Regions from separate parts of the Mus musculus genome. Here all the other regions are linked to region 1. A link is a loop called in an ENCODE intact Hi-C map of the cell type or tissue named here. Cell type or tissue: left cerebral cortex. All regions are shown on one strand.

What was found. A loop is a pair of places that touch in the nucleus more often than their neighbours do. Peaks named below come from ENCODE experiments on the same cell type or tissue, not always from the same donor. Only the 100,000 strongest peaks of a DNase experiment are listed, where the experiment ranks them.
Region 2: it touches region 1 in a loop (9-fold over the local background); 32 of 42 quality-filtered maps call a loop at or near these places.
Region 3: a loop joins it to region 1, with 6 times the contacts of the local background. A loop is called at or near these places in 24 of 42 quality-filtered maps.
Region 4: a loop joins it to region 1, with 4 times the contacts of the local background. A loop is called at or near these places in 19 of 42 quality-filtered maps.

Annotation. Positions count from the first base shown.
Region 1 is chr8:121,848,089-121,853,088 of GRCm38, reverse strand. It overlaps Gm26812 (a long non-coding RNA gene), which reads right to left and starts at 1,224. Exons shown (of 4, transcript XR_879277.2): 1 at 1,109-1,224. In left cerebral cortex, CTCF peaks have their summits at 12 (motif pointing right), 1,936 (motif pointing left) and 2,942 (motif pointing left); DNase peaks (open chromatin) are centred at 523, 1,387, 1,930 and 2,929; H3K4me3 peaks cover 454 bases; H3K27ac peaks cover 719 bases.
Region 2 is chr8:121,907,921-121,912,920 of GRCm38, reverse strand. BC048644 (cDNA sequence BC048644) reads right to left here. Exons shown (of 2, transcript NR_167716.1): 1 at 4,908-5,000. Among named protein-coding and RNA genes, the nearest start is that of BC048644, 2.6 kb to the right of the region's middle. In left cerebral cortex, a CTCF peak has its summit at 2,979 (motif pointing right); a DNase peak (open chromatin) is centred at 2,998; H3K4me3 peaks cover 498 bases; H3K27ac peaks cover 1,900 bases.
Region 3 is chr8:121,923,030-121,928,029 of GRCm38, reverse strand. It overlaps Car5a (carbonic anhydrase 5a, mitochondrial), which reads left to right. Exons shown (of 7, transcript NM_007608.2): 3 at 829-947; 4 at 4,168-4,263; 5 at 4,413-4,475. Among named protein-coding and RNA genes, the nearest start is that of BC048644, 18 kb to the right of the region's middle. In left cerebral cortex, CTCF peaks have their summits at 489 (motif pointing left) and 2,200 (motif pointing right); DNase peaks (open chromatin) are centred at 500 and 2,201; H3K27ac peaks cover 808 bases.
Region 4 is chr8:121,931,670-121,936,669 of GRCm38, reverse strand. All of the region lies in intron 2 of Car5a (carbonic anhydrase 5a, mitochondrial), which reads left to right. Among named protein-coding and RNA genes, the nearest start is that of Car5a, 11 kb to the left of the region's middle. In left cerebral cortex, CTCF peaks have their summits at 1,173, 1,953 (motif pointing right) and 3,342 (motif pointing right); DNase peaks (open chromatin) are centred at 1,147 and 1,950; H3K27ac peaks cover 762 bases.

The DNA.
Region 1 (5,000 bases):
TATATGTAAGTACACTGTAGCTGTCTTCAGACACACCAGAAGAGGGCGTCAGATCTCATTACGGGTGGTTGTGAGCCACCATGTGGTTGCTGGGATTTAAACTCAGGACCTTTGGAAGAGCAGTCAGTGCTCTTAACCGCTGAGCCATCTCTCCAGCCCCTCAGATCTATTCTTTACTGCTCATAATCACAGACAGGCATCCTCTGCAGCCACTTGCTAATACTCTCAAGCACCCACCCTAATAGTGATTCTAGAACCTGGGCTACATTCTCAAAGCATTCCAGTACTCAGGGGCAGACCACACCCATCACGTTCTACTACTTAGACGACTGCCATCCTAGGGGTCTCCCCACAGACGCCCTTCCTTCAGGTGGCTCCACCTTAGTTTCTTATCTCACTCCTCTCTACACTACATACGCTTCAGTCACCAACACCTCCAGCTACGTCAGTATTTCCTCTGCAGACACCCCACCCTCAGACAGCACGGCTTTAGCCGGCTGTCTCAGTACCCTTGGCAGGATAAATGCCAGGGCTGTCACTAAACTTATCTCTGGTTTTGTTAAATCCTATGCCAATGTACAGCAAGAATCTTTGCCCTGGATGTGTGGGTGTGTGAGTGGGAAACAAGTCCCATTTACCCTCCTTGTAAGGTCCCAGTGACAAACCAAAGTTCAAGTACACCAAAGGTCACCCAGGGGAACCAATGAGCTTGTGGGGTTCATGGGCAGGGGACCTTAAAGCAGTCACCCCAGGAGGATCTGCACTCAGCAGGGACAATGGCTCTCCACAGCCCTCCACAGAGACCCTTCCCTAATCCTCTGGAACCTAGGCTCCTGAGGCCGCGTGAAGTTAGGGTAGAATTGCATACAACTGACTGGGAGAGCGACTGGATACTCAGCTGAGGGTCCTCTCCTCCTCCTCCTTTATTTATTTATTTTATGTTTGTGAGTACACTGTTTTCTAGAAACAGTGGAAATGAGCCTTGAGAAGAAACTTAGGAAGCAAGTAACAGGAGTGGGGGTGCCAGGCAGGGAGACGGAGTAGGGCAGATTAGGGTGTCCTTGGAGGACACAGGGTTCTCTTGATAGGAAGTACAGAGGGCACTCACTCAGTGTCTGTTTCTTCCTACCCGTTCCTGACGAAGATGCAGGTGAAGGTTAGATTAACACGAGCACACATCTGCCTCTGCTCTGCATGGGGCACATGGCCCCCCCCACTCCTTCATCCTTCCGACACTGTTTATTTTCAAGACAGATGAGCAAACAGTAGTTCACCTGTTTCCATGGACACCTGAGAGATATTTGACGGGCAGTGATTTTTGTGGCTAGCAGCTCTCTCCTAGGCTTGAGCTGGTCTTTTCCTGAGTCTGCGCCCTTCTCGATGGGGGAAAACCAGGCAGGCATCTCCAGATCCCAGAGCCCCCATGTGCTGGCTTGCCAGACTGGATGAAGGGAGACCTTGTGGTCTCTGTCTAGTGTGTTGGGAAGAGGGACCCCACTGTGTGAGTACCAGGACATCAATGGCAAGTCTTCTTGTTACTCTTTAAAACTGTAACCAAGTCTACTCCTCAGTCCCTCTTCAGAACCATAGAGCAAAATGTTTCTCCTACACTGTCGGGAGCCTGCGATGTGGGGAAATCAGAAAAGCCTGCAGCTTCTGCCTTGCTGGTTCCCAAATAGACAGGCCTGCAGGTGAGCCCCATCTCCTCTGTGATAGCGTGCATCTAGCGTCTACACTACGGGACAACAGACACTTTTACTAGATAAAAGCATCCGGCTTGAGGTTCACTCTTGCTGTCAGCTGCTTCAGGATCCGCTCCCCTTCCCCTTCTCCTCCCTCCCGCCTCCCCCATCAGCATGATGCAATATTTGCTTCTTGTGTCTACAAGGCTTCCCGAGCCCCTTCTGAAACTGCTACACTGACCCCTGGTGGCCAACAGAGGCATTGCGGGCTCGGGGCTGCTGCCTAACTTCCTTAGGGTGTTGCATCAGCCCTGTCGTAAGCTGAGACCGAAGAAGTCGCGCCAGTGCCAGTCAGCTCTCAGCACCTGAAAGCCACAAGGGATTCTCCCTGTTTGAGGCCTGATGGCTCATTGTTTCAGGGACCCTGTCTTACATCCGCGTGCGCCTGGCCCCTGATGATCAGGAGCTGGTGGCACAGGAAGTTCGCAGCTGTTGCCGGGCCCAGGACCGACGACCCCTCGGTCTCAGCCTTCTGACTCTCAGGGCACGTGCAGGGACTTAGCCACAGAATAAATAGAATGAACGTAAAAAGTAAAAACAAAAACAAACAAACAACGAAAGGGGCCTAGGGAGATGGTTCGGAAGAGTGGGGAGTAGAATTCTCGGACCCAGCGCCCATGTAAACGCCTAGCAAATGAGGTGGCCCGCCTGAAATCCCAGCTCTTGAGAAGCTGAGGCAGGGGCATGCTTGGGTAGAGCTACCCAGCTAGACTAGACAAATTGGTAAACCCTGCCTGATTGAAGTAGGAGACTCTGCTTCACGTGGCAGCAATCAGAGGAGACACCTGACACGAACCTCTGGCTTTAAGTAAGCCGATTGAAGTCGAATTAAAAGTATAAAGGCAGGTTTATTGGGGGCAGCTTTCAGGAGGGTTCACGGGTCCCAAAGAACGGGGCCAGAAAAGTCACCATGCAGACAGGAACCCACCTACCTGTGTCTCTTGAGGTGAATATTTCGTTTTCTTTCTTCTTATTTTTTTTTTTTTCTTTTTGCAAGTTGGTCCAAGGATGACCTTAAACTGATCTTCCTGCCTCCACCTCCCAAATGTTAGGATTCTTCTGCCTTCCTCTAGAGCTTTTTTTTTTTTTTTTAATATATTCACCATTCTGCCATACCCCAAAGTGTAGCTCTGTGAGCTTCCTGAGGCAAAGTTGGTGGTGGATGAGGTGTGTGGCTGCTGCCCTCTGCTGGCTGGCTGCAGCGCTGTCATTAACATTTTCATCTTGAGGGTAGACCAGGATTACTTTGTAAATTGGGAAATAGCTTCGAAGGTCATAGAAACAGCAAGCAGGCATGATGGCATATGCCGGTAATCCCGATGGCGGCTAGGGGGCAGGGGTGAGGAGAGCATGGCTATCCTCTGCTACATAGTGAAGTCCAGCCCAGCCTGGGCTACTCCAGATCCGCTCTCAAAACCCAGGGAAAAAAAGATTCCCCCTCATATCAACTGGTTGGCTTAGAAATTATATACAGGCAACAATAAAGGAACCAATAAGGTTGTTCTTATGTATTTTGTGTGTGTGTGTGTAGCAATTACAGTTAAAAAAAAGAGGTCATGAATTTGAGAAGAAACAAGGGAAAACAGAGACATTGGAGGAAGGGGAAAAGGGAGGGAGGAATAATGTAATTATATTTCATATTTTAGAATCCTAAAAACAAAACACAGAAATTCCTGCCTGTGATCCCACTGTGAGGAGACTGTGTCCTGATGTGTAGTGTACCCCATGCACTGAAAACTGTAGAGTGATATTTCCTCCTGGGAGTATTCCCCCAGGTATTCCCCCAGGTCTGCTCCAGTAGAGCCTGGGAGGTCCCCTAAGTGCAGCTGTTCTATAGAGGCCCAGGCAGGGAATCAGGCTGGCAGGACGAGAGGAAGGAGAGTGCTGTTGCTGCGGGTGAATTTGCTTTTTCAAAGATAGACTGCAAGCCGGGCGTGGCGGCGCACGCCTTTAATCCCAGCACTTGGGAGGCAGGGGCAGGCGGATTTCTGAGTTCGAGGCCAGCCTGGTCTACAGAGTGAGTTCCAGGACAGCCAGAACTACACAGAGAAACCCTGTCTCAAAAAAAAAAAAAAAAAAAAAAAAGTAATCAAAGATAGACTGCTTCAGTCAGGGCATGAAAGGTACGGGTGATAGCTATCTATCTATCTATCTATCTATCTATCTATCTATCTATCTATCTAGATATCTATCTATCTAGTATATACCAGAGTACACTATCTATCTAGTATATGACAGAGTACTGTCACTGCCATCAGACACTCCAGAAGAGGACATCGGATCCCACTACAGATGGTTGTGAGCCACCATGTGGTTGCTGGAAATTGAACTCAGGACCTCTGGAAGAGCAGTCGGTGCTCTTAACCACTGAGCCATCTCTCCAGCAGGTTAGTTTTTAAAACACCACTCCTATCACAGTTTGGAGCCCCTGGTGCTTTCTCCCTGCCTGCCTCAGGAGCCAGCTAGTTTTCCACGTCGGTGATGTCACAGCCACCACCACACATGCTGATGGCCCCTGGCAGCCGCCCTTAAGTATCAGCTGCAGGGCTGTGGAAACAGTCACGGACTCTCAGTTCCCCTCGAGGTTCTCTTTTACTGATTGTCTGAAGGTTCCAATCAAGGCCACTGGAGGGGCCAGGTGTTTGCTCTTCGTGGAAGCCAGTTCTGAAACTTCCCTTCCGGGCAGGGTGCTAGCCACATCCCCTGTTCTTGGCCCAGTCTGTGAATGATGCAACTGGCAAGGAACTGGTGAAATGAAGTGGAGCAGAGATGCATCGATAAGAGGCACCAGGAAGCTGGCTGCAGAGTGGGTGACATTTGAAAGATTCCTCGGGAATGAATTCCTACCGTCTGATTTCAAGGAAGGCGAGCCTTCCCCTCTGAAGGCTTTCCTCAAACAGTACTGAGAATGGTTTAAAAGCTGCTGTACTTCCCCACGGGCTGTTTCTCTCTTCCATGGCTCCCCTCCCTCTGTCTCTAGTCACCTCTGTACCTCCAGGACATAACTCTTCCCTATTTGTAAGATGTTAGTAAGAACAGTGAACAAAGACTCTCAAAGAAAAAGCTCATAAAGGGGCTTAGGGAATGCCTACCAGGCCCCGAGGGACTGTATCAGATATGCGACTGGCTTATTTAACATCAGATGCTAGTGGAGCCTTCTGCTTTCAAAGTCCGAGAGCCATACACAGTTGTCAGCAAAACTAAGACATGAGGCTTAGCTGGGAGCAGAGCCGGTGCGCATGCTCAGAACTGGTTTGG
Region 2 (5,000 bases), 60 kb before region 1:
ACCCAGGTCCTATGCTTGTGTGTCCCAGACCTCTGAGACTCATGCAGCAAGGGGAAAGCAGTATTCACGAGAGGGAATTCCTGAATCTCAAATGCAGGCACAGAGCTGCTTCCACCAGGCCAGACCGTGTGGAAAACTTGATGGGAAAGGAGCTTGGGCCTCAGGTTCTTTGAGCAACAGGACTCTTCTGTGTGTGCCAGGAAATGGGATTGTGGCCCAGGTCTCAAGATTGGAGCCTGGGACAAGCCACAAAGGAGTCACATTAATCATTCATGATCATCCATTCTCATAGGGTCTCAGAGGCAGAGAAAGCAAGGTGGAGGCACTTACTGGGAGAGAGGGTCTTAGCCCCACGGCACCTCCATGCCATACTCAACAAGAACTCAGACAGGAGCCTGCAGCGACACTTTCCTCTGAGGGCAGGGATGTCTCTGTCGCCTAAAACATTTCCCTTTTGTTAGCTATTTTTAAAAAGCCATGTTAGCCTCGACACTGAAACTCTCAGGAAGAAGTCTGAGCCTGGACACATTGCTACAAAACTACAAACAAAAACTAGAAGGAAGGTCTTTGATATCAGCCCTCAAAGCAGCAGAGCAAAAAAACAAAGGCTCCTGCCTCCCTCGCAGCCCTGGTCTGCTCAGACGGCACACCATTGTCTTCAGAATATCTGGCCCAACTTTGAAAGTTCAAGGCTCTGTCCTTGGCTCTTGTGTTTGTTACTTTCTCTGTGTTTAAGAATGTGTGAGAACTCTTGCTGGGTCCCCATGAAGAGGCCACGTTTGGCCAATCTCCCAATACTGCCTCGTTGGGACAAAAGCCACAGTCTCGGCAGTGATGGCCGTCTCTGTACCCTACTCCCCAACCCCTGACCCTCGCCCATTCTGTGTTATCAGCCTCTATCAGCCCCAGAGCACAGGCAGCCATTCTGAGACCTGAGAAACCTCCCCCTTTCTGGATACTCAGTCCCCTCGAGTAGTGTCCTTGGGGAAGTCCCCGCGGCCTGGCTGTGTCCGTCTTCAGCTGTGCTCTGTGGTCAATGGCTACTGCACAGCTCAAGACTTTATCCCTCTGTTGACAGTGGGCTGTGGTGCCTGCCACCATAGCACATAACTTGACACTCAGAGGCCCCTTCAAGCTCCTACATCTCTCTTCCCAGAGCCACAGACACTGAGGGATGCCTGGTCTCTAAGCTGTTTGGCTTAGCTGTTGCCCTTCCTCTCACTGTTCTCACCAAATTTACTTCTCTGAATGGGGAAGTATCTGCGTGTGTGGTTGTGAGACAGACATGGTCCTTCAGCCTCTGTTCCAGAAGCTTCTTGTGGTACCGAGGCTTAAGCACCTGTTTCTCTCGGAGGGAGCCGGGTCCTCCGCTCTCTTGCAGACCAGCTGTGTGGTGTGTGATACCATGACTGCTGGCAAGAGCCACTCCTTCCTGTCCTTAACCTCTGCCTCTGCCATGCTCCCTACCCATCTCTGTGTTCAGGGAGACAGCGGGGAGCAGTCTGCTTCCACCTCAGGCCCCTCATTGATGGCCTGAGGAGCCTGTAAAGGAACAGGGCCTACATGTTTCACTCAAGCTTGAGACAGGGCCTCACACACCCACACCAGCCTAGAACACGTGATCCTCCTGCCTCAGCTTGCTGAGACTTGGGTTTGCAGGCGTGGACCACCAGGCAGATCGATCATGGCCTTCTTGGGTTCAGGGGCAGAGTCTGTGTCCACAGGAGGAGAGAGAGGCCAGCTGTGTTTCTAGGGCTGAGATTAATCTCGTCAGAATTTCCTGTCAGTCTGGGGATCTTTCTCAGTAGCACTCAAATGCTCCTGAATTTGGAAGTTCCCAAAACTCACGGTGGCTCACAACCCTCTGTAACGCCAGTTACAGGGGAACCCAATGCCCTCCTCTGTCCTCTGTGGGCACCAGGCACACACTGGGTACACAGATACACATGTAGTCAAAACACCCATCTACATAAAATAAATCTTTGAAAAATTAAGTATTTTAAGCAACAACAACAACAAACCGAGGCAGGGTTCATAAAAAATGGCTCAGCGGTTAAAGATGCTTGTAGCCAATCCGAATGGCCCGAGTTCAACCCTTGGTACTGATGTGATAGAGAGAGAGGCGCGACTGCACACACTTCCATCTGCAGAAACGCTCCGGTTACTGTGCCGCTGTTGTGTGGCTTTTCATGGGTAGATGCAAACAGACTTCTACTCATCCCCAGATAGCGCACTGACAGGCCCGGTTCCATGCAAGTCCAAGTTGGTGAGTGTGGTGGTTTGTATATGCTCAGCCCAGGGAGGGACTATTAGAAGGCGTAGCCTTGTTGGAGTAGGTGTGTCACTGTGGGTGTGGGCTTTAAAACCCTCATCCTAGCTGCCTGGAAATCAGTATTCTCCTAGAATGAAGATACAGAACTCTCAGCTCCTGCGCCATGCCTGCCTGGATGCTGCCATGCTCCTGCCTTGATGATAATGAACTGAATCTCTGAACCTGTAAGCCAGCCCCAATGAAATGTTGTCCTTATAAGAGTTGCCTTGGTCATGGTGTCTGTTCACAGCAGTAAAACCCTAACTAATACAGTGAGTGAGCTTACTGTACCCAGCTACTTACAGCAGCATAGGTGACCAGATAGCAGTGTCAACATAGCAGTATCTATACTAAGTCCCCTTACCTCCCCAGTCAACCTTCTACCTCCCTAATGCTCTGCCACACCCAGACACATGTACCTAGGGTGGGAGAGCACACCTGGGAAGTACCGGCCAGAGGGCCGAAGGGGGGCTCCGATGACCCGCCCCGCCCCTTTCTTCTATGAAGGACTGTACAAGGTACGCATTCTCGTTTCAAGATGGAGATAGGAAGACAGGCTCCCCAACATCCAATCAGTCCAACACCATTTTAAATAAATTACTGACCAGTTGAAGAGCTAACCACTAGGAACACACACCGGGAGCCCCAAGTCAGGAAATTTAAGATGAAACTGCTCCTCCATCCACCAGTAGATGGCGCCCCTGGAAAACATTTCAGTCTTAGCTGTTTGAAGAGGTGTTGGGGGGGGGGGGGGCACCAAACAGAGATAATACACACCAACGGTTGCTTTGCAGGAAAAAGTTTAAGGTCTTATCTAACGCTGTGATAAGCAGCAGCAGAATCACGAGCCAGGGGTCTCGGGGACATTCACTGGGTATTGTCACCAGAGCAGCTTCTGCCCAGGGCTCAGGTCCCCCTCTTGATCTCTTGTTCATTCTCTCTCTGAACTCCAGACCCAGAAGAGCCATTTGAACCTGCTGTGTTCCTCCACGACCACCGTCCTTGGCCTCTGGTAGTGGCTTTGACTTAACTATGGTTGTGATTTTATACCTCCTTGGACTATTGCTATCTCTGGTTCAAATCAAAGCTTTCCCACGGCTGCGATGCAGAACCCAGATTCCACTGGGAACAAGGACAGATTCCAAAAGAAGCAAGGGTTAGTTAGCCACCCACAGGTGAGAGGTAAGCAGGCTGCTTGCCTGGAGGTAGGAGGCCGTGAGGCTGCGCATACTGGGCAGGCAAGTTACACAACTGCAGAACTGGCTTCCTCGTTTACTATGAAGTGTTTCTAAGAGTTGCCACGTGTCCTATTAAGTTAGACGATGTACCTTGGAATCTTAGCGATGTCTCAGTGGGTTGGTGGTATGCTTTTAGCCCTCTGAAAGGACTATGTCAAGAATGAGAAGCAAGTTTCTCAATCTTCCCAAAGCCATCAGTTTAGGCAGTCTGTACTGTGGCATGGTTAATGTTGGTGTGACCTTTTAGCTCCATGGCTTCCCACTGCTCAGGCTACAGAGATACCAGCTTGTCATTGCTTGTGAATGGCTGACATACTGGGGGTTGGGGGAGGTAGCTCCAGTGACCCTTGGAGTCTTTGGCTGAACACCTCCCCGACATGGGCTTCCAAGGGGCAGCTCTGGCATTCTTGGCTGCAGCAGTAGATCCAAAGATGGGGAGAAGTTTGAATTTCTTCATTGGTCATGCCTCAGCAGTGGGGAAGGCTTGGCAGACTGGACAGTTTAGCAGAGCATACAGGGCTCTGTATCCTTACAAGTCTGAAGGTTCTTAAATTAAGCCCCCCCCCCCACCTTCCCTTCTGCTTGTCTGTGAGTTTTCCTGGGGACTCCTTTGGACAGAAAATGGAACAGCTGGTGAAAAGGAGGGGGTCTTGGGGCTCCTGGACTTATCTTGACCAATGAAATTTTCCAAGCGTACCATCAGCTCAAATTACACAGCCCATACCACGAGGGCTTGAACCCACTTCCTTGAGCTCACCGGTGGGCGTCACGAAGATGCCAGAGCTGATAATGGTGCCCACGATGATGGCACCAGGCCTGGGATGCTGAACCTTCCAGATGTGTGACCACATTATCTCAAAAACCCTCTTACCTAAGATTTCCTAAGAATGACAACCTAAAGCCCTTTCACCCTACAGTAGATTGGGTTGGTTCCCTTCTAAAACTTGCTTCTCCAGATTGGGTGTACCACTAATCGAGCTTTTGTCAAGACCCTCCTTGGGACCAGATGGATATCTAAGTCCAGGAGTAAGCTGGCTACCATTCTGGTCTATTCTTCCGTTTCCTCCAGAGCTGACGGATCATTTCGCCCTCAGACTCGTTTCCTCTGGACCAAGTTGGACTATAGGGGTGCCTCACCCCACAACCCACCCCCACTTATCCTAGATAAGATATTTATCCTTCATCTCCCAGACGCACAGGATATGCACACTGGAGGAAGCGGAGATAAACACCCGCGAGGCAGGGCCAGGATTCCGGGCAGGTGTTGGGACTATACACTGAGCCACCCCCCTTCCGGTGCTTTCTCCCTTGACAAGTCCTCTGCGCCGCCTGGGGCGGGAGAAGAAGCACGCCCTTACCAATCGGCCCTGACATCCTGCACAGGACTTGTGAGGAGGTGTGAGTCGACTCTCCACCCGCGTACAACATTCGGATCTTGTGAAACACGCCGC
Region 3 (5,000 bases), 75 kb before region 1:
CTGCTGTGAACAGACACCATGACCAAGACAACTCTTCTAAGGGCAATCTTTAATTGGGACTGACTTACAGGTTCAGAGGTTCAGTCCATACTCATCAAGGCAGGCATGGTGCAGGCAGAGCTGAGAGTTCTACATCTTCATCTGAAGGCTGCTCGTGGAAGACTGACTTCCAGGCAGTTAGGATGAGGGCTTTAAAGTCCATACCCACAGTGACACACCCACTCCAACAAGGACACACTCACTCCAACAAGGACACACCTTCTAATAGTGCCACTTCCTGGGCCAAGCATACACAGACCATCACAGTCAAGGGGATCAGAAATTCAAAGCCATCCTTGGTTACAAACAGAATCCATTGCCAGCTTGAGCCACATGAGACGCTTTCTCAGAAGAAAAGAAACTCTTTGGAACTCCTTGTAGGATTAGCACACATCTCAGAAATCATCCTGTGTCTCTGTGTAGTCACATGTAGAGACTCGAGGTTCTTACCGCCATCTAGTGACTGTGCTCGGAGTTGGCCTTCCGCTATCCTAGACCTTAGTGTGAACCTGCTGTGGTAGGCTCTGCTCTAGGACTGAGGTGGCCATACCCTGGCCGGGCTCACCTTTCATGGACCTCCCTGGGTTTTGCAGCACAGCGATCGGGGTGTGTGTGTGTGTGTGTGTGTGTGTGTAGAAGGTTGCCCCCATCACACACAGATACACACAGACACACACAGACACACACACACACACACACACACACACACAGACACACACACACACACACGGAGACAGTGCTGGGCCTACTCAGTAGTCCAGGTTCATGTGTCTCTTCTCTTGCTTGCAGGGATCAGCGGTGGGCCTCTGGGAAACCACTACAGGCTGAAGCAGTTTCATTTCCACTGGGGAGCAACAGATGAATGGGGCTCAGAGCACGCAGTGGACGGCCATACCTACCCAGCTGAGGTTCGTAAACACTGTGAGACAACACACGATTGGGTGCTTTCAATCTCAGTCCGACTACAGGGTGACTAGACCTCACTGTCGCCTTACACACACACACACACACACACACACACACACACACACACTTACAAAGTGCCCAAAAGCAGCTGAACCCACTTAATTATCGCTGCTTTATATGGTGAAGTGGAAGGGGGTGCCTCTGTGGGCCCAGGCTGAAACACCCCCTTCCCCTTGAGGTACCAGCCACACGATGAAAATAGTACCTCGGATATAGTATGAATAGAGTTTATTTAGGGTATGGGGAGGGCAATTGAGGGGGTAGAGACAGAGAACGGCAGAGAGAGAGGAGAGAGGGGGAGGGGATAGGGGAGAAAAGGGACAGAGAGGCTAAGAGAGTAAGAGATTAAGAGGGTAAGAGAGTGAGAGAGAGGAGGGACAAATAGCCCCCCCTTTTTAAAAAGAGTTATGTATTTAGTTTATGTATGTGAGTACATTGTAGCTGTCTTCATGCATACCAGAAGAGAGCATCGGATTCCATTACAGATGTTTGTGAGCCACCGTGTGGTTGCTGGATCTCTGGAAGAGCAGTCAGTGCTCTTAATCACTGAGCCATCTCTCCAGCCCAAAACAGCCTCTTTTATAGTGAGTCAGGCATACCTGGCTGCTGCCAGGCAACTGTGGAGCGGAGCCTAGAAGAAATGCTAACACAGGTGACCACCAAAAATAAATCAAAGAAGCTGAGGCGATGTCTGGAGACCTCTGGGCACGACATCACCGACATTTTCCAACAGAATGGAAAATGGAAGCCGGGCGTGGTGGTGCACACCTTTAATCCCAGCACTAGGGAAGCAGAGGCAGGCAGATTTCTGAGTTCGAGGCCAGCCTGGTCTACAAAGTGAGTTCCAGGATAGCCAGAGCTATACAGAGAAACCCTGTCTCAAAAAAACAGAAAAAAAATGAAAGGAAGAAAGAAAAAAGGAAAAAGAAAAATGGAGCGTCCGTGTGGTGATAAACCATAAGGTTACTACCTCAGCTCTCAAATTGCCGGATTGCCATAATTACCTTGTCACTCCCATCTCTGCCCCCTCCTCTTCTCACCCTCTGCCTTCCACCCCCAACAATTGGATGTACACTCAATATTTTGGCTCTCATCGATCTCTGGTTGGAGACGTGAACCAGAGTCTAGCTAAAGCCACAGATGGGAGTCCAGTGGTTGTTGTTCATTCGGAAGTGATACGTGTGGCCACTAGAGGGCGCACAGCGTCTATCCTCAGCTAGTGGCAATCAAAGTTCTTGTGAGCAGACCCTGGTCCCTGAAGATTCATGGTTAGGCACAATTGAGAATGCCTCTACCCCAGCTTTTGTGCTTAGGGGAAACTTGTGCCCTGTGCTGTATCCAAGGAGCCCCGGAACTCCCTCTGACAAAGCCGTCATATTTGCACGGAACCCACGCACATCCTTCTATGTAGCCATCCTCAGCTCTAACATAGAGGACTCAGATATACATAAAATAAATCTTTTTTTTTCTTTTTTTCCTTTTCTTTTTTTCTTTTTGTTTGTTTTTTCGAGACAGGGTTTCTCTGTGTAGCCCTGGCTAACCTGGAACTCACTTTGTAGACCAGACTGGCCTCGAACTCAGAAATCCGCCTGCCTCTGCCTCCCAAGTGCTGGGATCAAAGGCGTGCGCCACCACGCCAGGCTCATAAAATAAATCTTAAGAGAGAGACAGAGACACTAACATACTATGAGTCCAACTTGAATAGTTGTTGCTATTTATTTCATTTCAAGAAGAACACTGGGGGCTGGAGAGGTAGCTTAGTGGTTAAGAGCACTGACTGCCCTTTCGAAGGTCCTGAGTTCAAATCCCAGCAACCACATGGTGGCTCACAACCATCCATAATGAGATCTGATTCCCTCTTCTAGGGTGTCTGAAGACAGCTACAGTGTATTTACATAATATAGTAAATAAATAAATCTGTAAAGAAAAAGAAAAACACTGACGTAATATTTTTATTCCAAATAGATACAAAATCCTTGGGTGGGAAGATAGAGTGCCCCCTGGCTGACACAGAGGCCTTCTTGCTGCCTTATGAAGGACTCTGCTTTATTTCTTCCCGTTGTGAATTCCCCCAGTGCCTCACAAGGCATGTAAGGTCTACAACCTTACATGCAAGAAATAGAAGGGTTACAAAATAAAGACAGGGCAGAGTCCAGGGTCAGACGCCAGGTATGATGTTCGGGGACTTACCTCTCTGAGAAACTGCTCAGTGCTGACAGTCCAGCGTCTTATCTGGTGACCCTTGTTCCAAGTGACATGTCGGTACAGATGATCAAACTACTCACTTCTGTCTTGACAACTCAAAACACTTTTTTTCTCTCTCTTTTTTTTTCATTTTTCATTTTTTTCTCATTTTGGAAATGCTCTTGAACTTGCTGGGGATTGAACACAGGCCAATGTTTTATTATTGTTGTTGTTGATGTTATTAAAGATTTGTTTTATGGTTGAGTGCTCTATCTGCACGTACACCTGTGTGACATAAAAGGGCATCAGATCTCATCACAGATGGTTGGGAGCCACCATGGGGTTACTGGGAATTGAACTCAGGACCTCTGGAAGAGCAGTCAGTGCTCTTAACCACTCAGCCATCTCTCCAGCCCCCAGGCCAGTATTCTTAACTGCACACTTCCTCCAACAAGCCCACCCTCTTAAACTTCCTTAAACAGTGCCTCCCCCACCCCTACTGGAGACCAAATGTTCAAATACACAAGTTCATGGTGGACAGTCTCATTCAAGCCACCGCAACCCTTACGGAGTGTATGCAGACGGGAACACGCCCTGGTGGAGGCCCGGACTGTGTACGTGGAGAAAGTGGGTAAAAGGAAGCTTGCATACAATGCTTGCCTCTTCTGACTGTGGACGTGATGTGACGAGTGGCCTCAGGCTCCTGCTGCCTTGAGTTGCCCGCCATAATAAACGGTACCTTTGAACCGTGAGCTAAAATAAACCCTTTCTCCTTCCGGTTGTCTTTGTCTGGGTGTAGTGTCACAGCGGCAGGAAGGGAAAGTAAAGCAAGAGTCTTCTCCCTCTCTTCCGGCCACCAGCACTTTGAGTACGCATGTGACAATGGCGTGACCCATGGGTGTGCCGGACGGAGAGTGGCGTGGCTGCTGTTTCTGCTGCACTGCGCTGTGTTAACATTCTCTTTCTACCCTGTTTCAGCTCCATCTGGTTCACTGGAATTCCACGAAATATGAAAATTACAAGAAAGCCTCCGTGGGGGAGAACGGGCTGGCGGTCATCGGCGTGTTTCTGAAGGTAGCGTCTGCTGGGCGGCCACGCCTCTCGCACTGAGAATGGCGGGTCCGGTCATCAACAATGGCCTTTCGCACACTGCCCCTCTTGCGAGCACAGTGTGTTTCCATTGTCTGCTGCCCAGGCTAACACTCTGTGTCTGTGGTACACAGCTCGGGGCGCATCACCAGGCCCTGCAGAAGCTGGTGGATGTCTTGCCGGAAGTAAGACACAAGGTAAGAATCGTGAAACCAGCACAGTTGGGCACCCCAGTTGCCAGAGCAACGACTCACTCAGGAAAATTCAAAGAGTTTGGCAGAGGCTGTGGGGTTCTGGTTCTGGGAAGAGAAGGTAAGGGCCAGTAGGTCCTAAGTAAGACCCTTGCCACGAGCTGGATTTGGACATAGAGCATAGAGATTGGTGGCCTATGTCTGTAATTCCAGCCCTTGAGAGGGCCGAGGCAGGAGAGTAGCCAAAAGTTCAAGGCTAGTCTGGGCTACATAATGAGTTCCAGGCTAGCCTGGGATTACAGAATGAGACTTTTTAGAAACAAACAAGAAAGAGGACTCAGGTGTAGCTCTTGTTGGTGGAGACCTCACTGTGCATGCACAAGGCCTTGGGTTCAACCCCCTGCACCGGCATAAACTGCATGTGTGGGAGACAGCTGCAGTCTCAGGACTTGGAAGCTGGAGGGTCAGAAGTTGACCTCCCCCCAACCCCCCATGTGAGACAAGGATCCTGGACTCCTTGGGATGGCCAAA
Region 4 (5,000 bases), 84 kb before region 1:
GCAGCCTTGCACTGTGGGTGGACAGCAGCCTTCCAGTTTGACCTCAGCCTGACCCCACCCCTGGCGTCACCACCTTCCTCATCTGGATCAAAAGGATGCTCCCCACCCTGCGCAGACAGATGGAAAGAACCATCTGGGTGTCTTCCATCACATAAACTAACAGCGCATCCTTGGCTCGCATCGGCCCGGGCCAGTCTGCTTTCACTGTATCCATCCTGCGCCTTCCCTCCTCGCCTGGCTCGCTTTCTACATTTTTCTGTCCCTTCCATTTGAGTCCATCGGAAATCAGGAGCAGAGGATGGAAAACGCCAAGGGGGGGGGGGGTGGAGGGCAAGACACCACAGAAAAGTTTCCAGCCAGAATGAGGAAATGAACCTTCCACTTAAAACAAATAAAGAAAAGAAAAGGAAAACTGGATGGAAAAGAAAGAGCAGAAGTGTCCGTCTCCTGAGGTACCTAAGTGGATGGGAGGCACGGGGTGTGGAGGCAGTTTTATGGAAAGTGTGATTGTTTGGGTCTCTGTTTTGCCAAGTGCCAGCAACTGTAGTCACAAACCATCAGGAGGCATCAGACAGTTGCCCAGGAAGTCAGAGAAGGCAGAGGAAGCCTTCCAGGAGGTAAGGGATGCAGTCTCTTGTAGATTGTTAGAGGGATGAACTGCAGAGGCAGGTACTACATTCAAATGGCTGAAGACCACCAATCCAAAGGCCTGGGGGGGGGGGCAGCAGAGAGATGGTGGAGAGAAACAGATGGAAGCAGAGGACAGAGGGATGAAGGGGAGCCACCCCGGACATAGCAGCCAGGCCCGGAGGCTCAGCACTGCTGAGCCCCACGTGAGCCAGCTCACCATGTAAGTTTCACACTTGCAGGTGGCTCATCTTCTTTCCTGGGGATAGGGATGAGATTGGGGGGAGCATGAAATGATGCTCCAAGCAGCAAACTGGGCCATGGGCAGCAGAGAGTGTGTGTATCCGAGAGAGTATTACTCTACTCACCGGTGGATGGTGTAAGATCAGCCAGACCGTCAGTCTCCTTTGTTACTGAAGTCGCAGGCTGGCTCCACGGAACTGAAAGGAGGCATTGAAAACCTGGGTACCTGGAACCCTGCCAAAGGATTAAGCATTCAGCAGAGGACCTCTTCTTCGCCTGCTGTGGTCCCAGCCAAGTGCTGGCTGCATGCCCTTGTGATGCTGTCCACTAGAGGGACCGCCAAGAAGCAGGAAGCAGACATTAGCCCAGAGCTCAGGGTGGGCTTTCTCTGGTCACAGTGGATGTGGTCACTAAGACCTACTCAGTCAGTACAAGCAACTATGTATTGGTGATGCCCAGAGAACAGCTGCCGCTGAAGTTACTCTGTAACAATCCTGGAAAGAAAGAAGACAGTCTGAAGGGGATGCTTCAGCCATCAGACTGTGGAAACAAAGCACAACAGAGAATTATATTTTCCCCAGGAATTCCACACAGGAAGGGAAAGGCTGAATCCTGGCATCAGCCTCCCCCCAAACTCTCCCCCTCCCCCCCTGTAGAGAGATGAGCTGAGACAGTGGAAGGTCACTGCTGGGTAGGTCACAGAGTCTCTGCATATTTATACTCTTTGCATATTTAAACCCAAGCCTCCTGTCAGGTCCCAAGGGTGGTTGTTGGCAACACTGAAAACAGTTCCTTTCTCTGTATGATCTGTGAAAATATCTTTAAGTGGGATTTTAGGGAGGAGGGGCTGAGCCTAGCTTGCTGGGGGCTGCCAGAGCCCCCAGGCTTTGCCTGTAAAACTTCCCCGAATATTTTCACAGTCCACCATGGCCTCTGCTCCTCTAGGTGACAACTGACAGTCGCCACCAAAGCCAAGAGATCCCAAAGGAGCCCAAGTCCAAAACTGCTGCTGCTGGCCACCACAGGCCTGACTCCCAGGGTCAGCTTGTAAACTTAGAGCTCTCAGATTTTACTTCTGTCCACCAGGGGTCACCAGTTGCAGGTCAGAGAAAGGCCCTGCCTGACAAAACAAACCAAGAGGAAGCACCAGACAAATGGAGGCTCCTGCCTGGACAGGTGACCTGGAAATGAGGCAAGGAGAGCAGCAGCCAGGCCTCCTTCCTCATTTTTCTGGTCTCTACCGTGTCTCTCAACAGACCCCAAGCTCCAAGATAGCCCTCCACGGTCATAGCTAAGTGGGATGCCTTCTAGGGCATCTCCATTAGAGAGAAGGCTCCAGGGATGGATCCCTGAGCCTGACCAGGAAGGTGTAGATTGGTGAATTCAAGATGTTTCATAAAGCCAAGGAGAGACAAGTACTCAGAAGAGCCTCTTCTAGGGGATGCTGGCTCCCTTCTTTCTTCCTTCCATCTTTTTTTCTTTGTCTTTCTTGGTCTTTTGACTAGGACTCACTGAAACCAACTGGGAGTCACTATGAGACTCAAAACTCAAAATGTCCTCTGCCTCAGTCTCCTGAGACCTGGGATGGCAGGTGTGTGCCACCAGGCCTGGCTCTTGATGCACGATTTTTCTGAAGACGTGTCTGCCAATGTCCTTACAGAAAGGTCCTGCCCTGGGAGAAGCAGTGTCTGTTTCAGGTGCTGTGTCGGTCCCAAAGATGGAGGGTGTGATGGTTTGTATGTTCTTGGGCCAGGGAGTGGCACCATTTGGAGGTGTGGCCTTGTTGAGGTAGGTGTGCCACTGTAGAACTCTCAGCTCTGCCTGCACCATGCCTGACTGGATGCTGCCATTATCCCAACTTGATGATAATGGACTGAACCTCTGAACCTGAAAGCCAGCCCCAATTAAATGTTGTTTTTATAAGACTTGCCTTGGTCATGGTGTCTGTTCACAGCAGTAAAGCCCTAACTAATACAGATGGGAAAGAGCCCGAACCTGAATCATCATGGCTAATTTAACTAAAGCATGCTGTTAATCAAAGCAAGTTTTTAAAAATCCCTGTACACAGGCTGCCTTCCCCTAAAAGCAGGGTTTGAGAGGTCAGCACTGGATGAGAGGAAGATAAGAATTTTATAACTCAGGATTAGGGGGCTACAGGGTCACAGAAAGAGATGGTCAAAACAAGGCCATCACATCAGGTAGCCATAGCAATGCAACCATAGGGGCTATATAACCTTTTGACAGGTAGGGGTGCAAGATGGTTATAAACAACTTTTTTTAAAGAATTCATATATATGTAAACTGTAGGTGTAGAGATGGTTGTGAGCCTTCATGTGGTTGTTAGGAACTGAATTTTTAGGACCTCTGCTCACACTCCGGTCTGCCCAGCTTGCTCAGTCCCTGCTCGCTTTGACCCAAAGATTTTATTATTATACCTAAGTACACTGTAGCTGACTTCAGACCCACCAGAAGAGGGCATCCCAGGACCATTAGTAGTTAAGGCTACAGGAGGGGCACGGCCCAATCCTTGAAAAACAGAGGTTTAATCATAAACAGTCACGAACCTAGTTTGTCTTTACTCTAAAATGGGTTTGAAACCTAAAACAGAGACAGGCTGGCTCTTCAGCTGTCCCTTGACCCTGACAGTCTCAGTAGCCCCAATGACGGACTATCGGTACAGTAAGGTACAGTAAGTGGCTGTGGTTTGCGGAGCCCTCTGAGTCACCGAGGAGCTCACGTTTGCTCTTTGTTCCTGTGAAACAGAGGCCACTTTCCTTCTACAAATGTCATCTATGAGCTACAGAGAAAAGTGCAAAGCCACAGTGTGTGGAGGCCAGGGCTGATCTTAGCATGGCCTGGTGTTCAAGTCTACACTCTATGGGGCTTGTCGTGCCCTTTGAGCACTGCCAAGAGCTGTTGATCAGCCGTGACTTGTCCTCTCTTAGGGAGGACTGGGCACAGGGAAGCTCTTTGGCCTTGGACTTCACAGGTTGGCATCTGGTTAAATTCTGGGGTGACACCTGAACATGCCAGCCTCTGCAAGAGTCCGGTGTTTGTGCTTTTGACGCACAAGGGCTTCCCAAGCCTCTCTTGGTCTGATTTTAAGCCCCAAAGCAGACGCTGTTCCTGCCAAAGATTTGCTCTGTCCTGGGGAAAGCTGAGAATTACAAATAGGTGGCTATTCGGAGGGACTGCTGTAACAGAGGAGACCAGTCATCTCAGTGAGCCTCGAATGTTAATAGTTATTTTACTTGGAGAGTCTGACTCTGGCTGATGTAACCGCCCTATTTTAATCTCCATTATCTCAGAGGTAGCTACTCTCAAAGAACGCAGAGTGATTGGTAAACCCGCAGGCCTCAGGGGATGAATCTGGCTGTTGAAAGTCTTGGCGGGGGCAGGGCTGGCAAGCAAAAGGCTCTCTTTCCCAAGACTCGGCCTGCTGCCTTATAAATTAGTGATTGTATTATCATTACGAAAAGGTCAGTTATCTATTATTTTATCTGATTCGGTAGCCTTGATCTCCGGTTCCTTTCTCCAAGGAAAGTAACAGGGCATGGCTTTGAACTCTGGGACCAAAGTCAAAGACTTAAGTGTTCAGCAGGAGCTGGGTCAACAGGTCACCTGGCACAGGTACTCCTCACTGCCTGTGGGCTGGTTAGTTTTATGTCAACCTGACATAACCCATTGTCCTTTTAGAAGAGAGACTCTCGGGCTGGTGAGATGGCTCAGTGGGTAAGAGCACCCGACTGCTCTTCTGAAGGTCAGGAGTTCAAATCCCAGCAACCACATGGTGGCTCAAAACCATCCAAAACGAGATCTGACTCCCTCTTCTGGAGTGTCTGAGGACAACTACAATATACTTACATATAATAAATAAATAAATAAATAAATAAATAAATAAATAAATAAATCTTTAAAAAAAAAGAAAGAAAGAAAGAAAGAAGAGACTCTCTCAGTTGAGAAGATGCCTTCACCATATTAGTCTGGGATCAGATTGGTCTTGACTGATGACGTGGGAGGACCACGCCCACTGTGGGTGTAGCCAAATCCGGGCCGGTGGTCCTGGTTTCTATAAGAAAGCAGGATGAACGAACCATGTGGAACCATGTGGAGCAAGCCAGTCAGCAGCA